Regions from separate parts of the Mus musculus genome. Here region 1 is linked to region 2. A link is a loop called in an ENCODE intact Hi-C map of the cell type or tissue named here. Cell type or tissue: gastrocnemius. All regions are shown on one strand.

Evidence for each region. Peaks named below come from ENCODE experiments on the same cell type or tissue, not always from the same donor. Only the 100,000 strongest peaks of a DNase experiment are listed, where the experiment ranks them.
Region 1: a loop joins it to region 2, with 1.9 times the contacts of the local background. A loop is called at or near these places in 5 of 42 quality-filtered maps.

The regions. Positions count from the first base shown.
Region 1 is chr5:125,116,462-125,118,961 of GRCm38, forward strand. It overlaps Ncor2 (nuclear receptor co-repressor 2), which reads right to left. Exons shown (of 47, transcript NM_011424.3): 4 at 2,156-2,333. Among named protein-coding and RNA genes, the nearest start is that of Ncor2, 62 kb to the right of the region's middle. In gastrocnemius, no CTCF peak of the experiment used is centred here; a DNase peak (open chromatin) is centred at 962.
Region 2 is chr5:125,243,078-125,245,577 of GRCm38, forward strand. The region is part of intron 2 of Gm32585 (a long non-coding RNA gene); the gene reads right to left. Among named protein-coding and RNA genes, the nearest start is that of Gm32585, 8.1 kb to the right of the region's middle. In gastrocnemius, no CTCF peak of the experiment used is centred here; DNase peaks (open chromatin) are centred at 1,028 and 1,855; H3K4me3 peaks cover 290 bases; H3K27ac peaks cover 1,145 bases.

The sequences.
Region 1 (2,500 bases), 130 kb before region 2:
AAGAAGACAATGCAGAGAGATGGTAGGAGAGGGGAGGAGGGAGAAGGGGCGAGCACAGGGCAAAAGGGATGATGGGGAGAAAGGAGTAACACTTGAGCAAGAAGGTGATGCCAGAGACCAGAAGACAGAGGGAACAGATCACCCAGGAGTGCAGGAGGACAGCCCAGTGGCCACACCTGGGCCAAGTCCAGACCCAGTGTGGTCAGCAGGGTACCCTGCCAAGACTTCACGACATCCCACCAGCCAGCCTTGGGTACCCACTGCCATCAGTCCAGCAAGCGTCTGAGGGAACAGAGGGCAACCAGATGCACACCAGCAGTTTCAGGGCCTAGGGGTGGGGCCAGGCCAGGTTTAAGAGGCCACAAAGATACACAGGGGACTGGTGGTATGGAGAGGTGACTTCAGTGCCCCATCACACCAGACCTGATGGCCAAACACTTGAAAAGGAGCTAGACTTTCATGCCTGAGCAAGGAGGTTTAGGACCGAAGACCCTGCTTGTCTCCACATGACCCAGCGGTGAAGGGAGAGTGGCAGGGAAGATGAGAGGTCACTGCCACAGTCCAGGTGAGTGACGGTGGCCTGGGGCAACTGAGGCCGACCCAGGATAGGCAGTGGCTAGGCCAGTTGTCTACAGGACAGGATATGGGTGCTGGCTCATGGGCTAAGTGGGTAGAAGAGAAAGGGGGAGGGGTCCTGGAGCAACAGAGGAGAGTGAGCTGCCAGACAGAGCTGGGTGACGTGTCAGTCTGGAACTGTCCTATTTCCCAGGGATAGTCTGGGGCAGGGAATGAGGATACCCCAATCAATGTCCAGGAAACAAGGCCGTATTGTCCTGATATCCTGGCGCCAGCCTTAGGTCACCTGTCTGACAGGGGTGAACAGACTGCACTGGGAATGGGCTGGACTCCTATAGCTCTAAGACGCCAAGAACATTCCAGAACTCATGCCAGCATCTTTACTCTCCTATGGAGACCAGAGTCTGGTCTTGTCACCTGGTCCAGCCTGAAGGTGTGTATTCAAGGCTCACAGCCAAACCCTCTTTCCAGATAGCCTGGGTCACTTAAGGTCGGTCTGCTACTGACTAACAAGGAGCAAGCTAGGCTCAGAGAGGCCCGAGCCTGGGACAGCACAGCTGGAACAAAGGGAGAGCTAGAGAACAGACTGAAGGCTTAGAGCAAGCCTGGCTCGGAGTCCTAGCCTGTCATCAGAGCTGTGCAGAACTATATGCAAGGCTTTGATGTCAAGGCCTGCCCAGACTACAGAGTACATTCAAGGCCAGCCTGATCAATTTAGCAAGACCCCATTTAGGGGGAAAAAGTAATATGTGTGTACATACATACATACATATATATATATTAAAAGAGGTCTAAAGATACAGCTTGGTGGCAGAGGACTGTCCTAGGGTAGACAAGGTCCCGAGTTCATTCTCTAGTATACCAGGGTGTGTGAACACATGGGACTAAGCCAAGACAAGGCGAGTGACAGCCTCTGTGGAAACAGGGCTTGGCCTGACACTGCTCTGGGGCTCCTCAGGCAGGCCCACATGGCTACAGACATAGACCCATCCAGCCTACCTGGCACCCAAGGAGCCACTCAGACCTGGGCAGCAGCAGATCTGTCTGTCAATCTTCCTGAGGCCCTCAACTCTAGACCCTGACATGCCAGGCACTGTGCCATCCTTTCTGTCTCATCTGAAGGGACTCTAGGGTCGCCTTCCTGAATACTTGCTCAAACATGGGGCTGCCCTGGCTGTGCAGTCTGCTACATGAAGCCTGAGGAGTTGCAAGCCACTGTTCCACACAAGCTGTCACCTGTACAGCCCAGCCCCACCCCAACTCCAAGGCTTTTGCAGGACCCTCACTCTGCACTTCCCAGTCACACCAGCCAGTGATAACAGCCACACACTGCGTCCCGCCACAGGGTCTGTACACTCCCTGCCACCTAAAGATACCTTCCCACTTCTTTCCATCACCCACACCCTCTCTCCTTACCTGGTGGCAGCTCCAGTGCTCAGTCCCACCCTCATACCCACACCAGAGCTGCCCTCCCTCCTTCCACCCAGCCTTTCCCTGCCTCCGCCCCCAGGCCCTTTCCTGCCCATAGCAGCAGTGACAGCAGCAATAAATAGAGCCCACAGGCCTGGCTGGGGTATACCTTGGTAAGGTCTTCAGACCCACTCGGCTGCCCAGTGGCCAGCAGGGGTGATGGGCGCAGCAGGGTATCGGGTAGTAGCTCCAGGCGGGGGCGCTTGCTCTCGGTGAATTCTATGTCGGGCTTGCCCAGCTCAGGCAGGAACGTGCGGGACTCAGGGCGCAGGTGGAGCTCCTGAGACCTGTGAGAGGCCAGGAATGCACATCACATAGGAGACAGAAGCTTGGGACCAAGACTCCAGGTGTCCACCTAGCCAGGTTCTCATGAGGAGCCTTGTTAGAAGGTTCCTCTGTCTTCCCCCTACAGGAGGGGACATGCTTCTGTCTCGTGAGGCCTTGTTGTGACTAC
Region 2 (2,500 bases):
TGTGTTCATATGTATATGTTTGTGTGTATGTGTATATGTATGTGTATAAGAATTATGTGTGTGCATATATGTGTATATGTGTGTATGTGTGTATTTGTGTGTGTGTGTGTGTGTGTGTGTGTGTGTGTGTGTGTAAAACCTCAAACGAACCAGATCCCCTGGAGCTGAAGTTCAATGTGGTTGCTGGGACCTGAACTCAGGCCCTCAGTAAGAGCTGTATGTTTTCTTAAGGACCATGTCAGTTTTTGGCCTGAGGGAGGAGGACAGGGAGGGGGAGGGGGAGGAGGACAGGGAGGGGGATGGGGATGGGGAGGAGGACAGGGAGGGGGACAGGGAGAAGAGGGGGAGAAGGAGGAGAAGGAGGAGAAGGAAGAAGAGGAGGAGGAGGGGAGGAGGAGAAGAAGAAAGAAGAAGAAAAGAAGAAGAGAAGAAGAAGAAGAAGAAGAAGAAGAAGAAGAAGAAGAAGAAGAAGAAGAAGAAGAAGAAGAAAAGGAGACCATAGCTCAGTGGTAGGGCCTCTGCTTAGCCTAAGCCTTTGATCTTCAGCACCAGGAAAAAAGATAACCTCTGACAGACCCACAGCTCTAGAGGCAGCACCAAGAGAGAGGGGTTTTTCCAGGACACTTTCTGGGAAAAAGGGACAGAATGAAGCCCCAGGCTGGTCCTCTCTTGCTCTAGAGCCTGCCCTGCACCTGAGCCTGCCCATCAGAAGTCAGACTGGATGGATGGAGTGTTTGTGTATACATGCGTGTGTGTGTGTGTGTGTGTGTGTGTGTGTGTTTAATGTGTGTTCACATGTGCACATGTGTGTGTTTATGTATTTGTGTGTGTACTTATGTGTGCACATGTATGTGTGTGTGCATGTGCTGTTTACGAGGCAGCCATTGTTCTGTGAACTCACCCCTGCTGCCCCCTCCCAGAAGGGTTTCATCTCCCTCATCAGCAGCTCTACTGCTGAGTCCCTGATCCACCCCTCCCTCAGCCCTGGCACCCAGTGTCCCGCCTCCCATCTGCATGTGACAGCTGCAGCTGCCTCCCACGGGGCCTCTTGCCATCTGGGGGGCTGGCTGCTTCTTAGCTGAGTCTCTGTGTGTCACAGCTTGTGGCACAACTCCCTTCTCTCCCCCGTTTCTTCGTGTCTTAAATAGATTTTCTTTTTTCAGAGCATTGGGGACCTGCAGCAGGGAGCCAGCCAAGCCGAGGGAGAGGGAGGCTCCTAAGGGACCCAATATGTGTGGCAGCAGGGGTGGGGGGGGTATGTGTGCGGGTGGTGGGGGGAGAGGAGAAAGGAAGAAGACTACAGATTAAGTCCATCAGGTGCAAAGGTCCTGTGGTCAGAGACTTGCTCATAGAGACAGAAGGCTAGGAAGCAGGAAGGCCAGGGGTCTCAGGATGAGCCTCAACTCAGTCATATCAGCTACCGGCCCTGGGCACAGAGGCCTCACAGGGGAATAGAAGACAAGTGGGTCTTCTCTTCCTCCCAGGGAAAGACATGAGAACAGGCTCTACTCCCAGCCTGGCCTCATCACTATCCTCAGAGCAAAATATGACAGTCCTGTGTGATCTGAGGCTCAGGTAAGTTCTGAAACGGACTGAGCATCTCGAAGCGCCTAGCCCTGGCTGGGGAGCCGATTTGGAGCCAGCTAGGAGGCACACTGCATTCAGGTTCCACTTCCTGGATCCTTCTTGGCCACATAGAAGGTCACACCAGGGGGCCAGCCGCCTTCCTGACCCCACTGCTCAATTGTACTTTGTATCTGCTGTCTGCTCGGATCTGAGTCTCTCCCGGTGCCTGGCCCACTGTGGATGTAAGTGCCCACATTTGGTAGACAGTCAGAGAGACCCTGCTGTGTGTTAGTTCTGAGCTGGTGACAGGCCACAATCCTGAGCCAGCCTGGAAAAATGCAGAGTGGGAGGCTGGGGGGGGGGGGGGCGCCGAGGGACCTCCAGCTGCCAGCAGCAGCAGATCTGATTTTGCCTGCACTTGCAAAGAAGTGAGCACCAGCCAGGAGCAGCTCAGGGTGTGGAGCAGCCTAGGCAGAGGTCCCGAGGCAGGGCTGCCTCCAAAAACCAGTGGAAGCCATCAGGAAGGCAGATGTGAAGGGCAAAAGGGGTCACCCGTGTGTGTGTGTGGGGGGGGGGGGAGTGTATCACTGGCGTGAGAGGAAGGGCGCCACTGGCATGAGGGGAGGGCAACCGGGATCTTCGCTCTAAGGAAGGTGGGAGTCACAGGAGGAGAGTAGATGCTTTGGGCTGTAACAGATTTAACAGACTGCTGCTGCTTAAGAGATGAAGCTGGTAGGGGAAGGCGTGGCCACTGGAAACCCAGAGGACTGGATTAGTGCACAGGGTCCAGGCAACAAAGGTGGCTGGAACCAGGAACTGTGATCCTCGCTAATGAAATGGTTGCAGAACAGGCTGGGGGCGGGGGTGGGGGGGGGGTGGAGGGAGAAGCAGCCAGGGGTGACCCTGAGTCCTTAGTCCGGCATAGACAGATGGT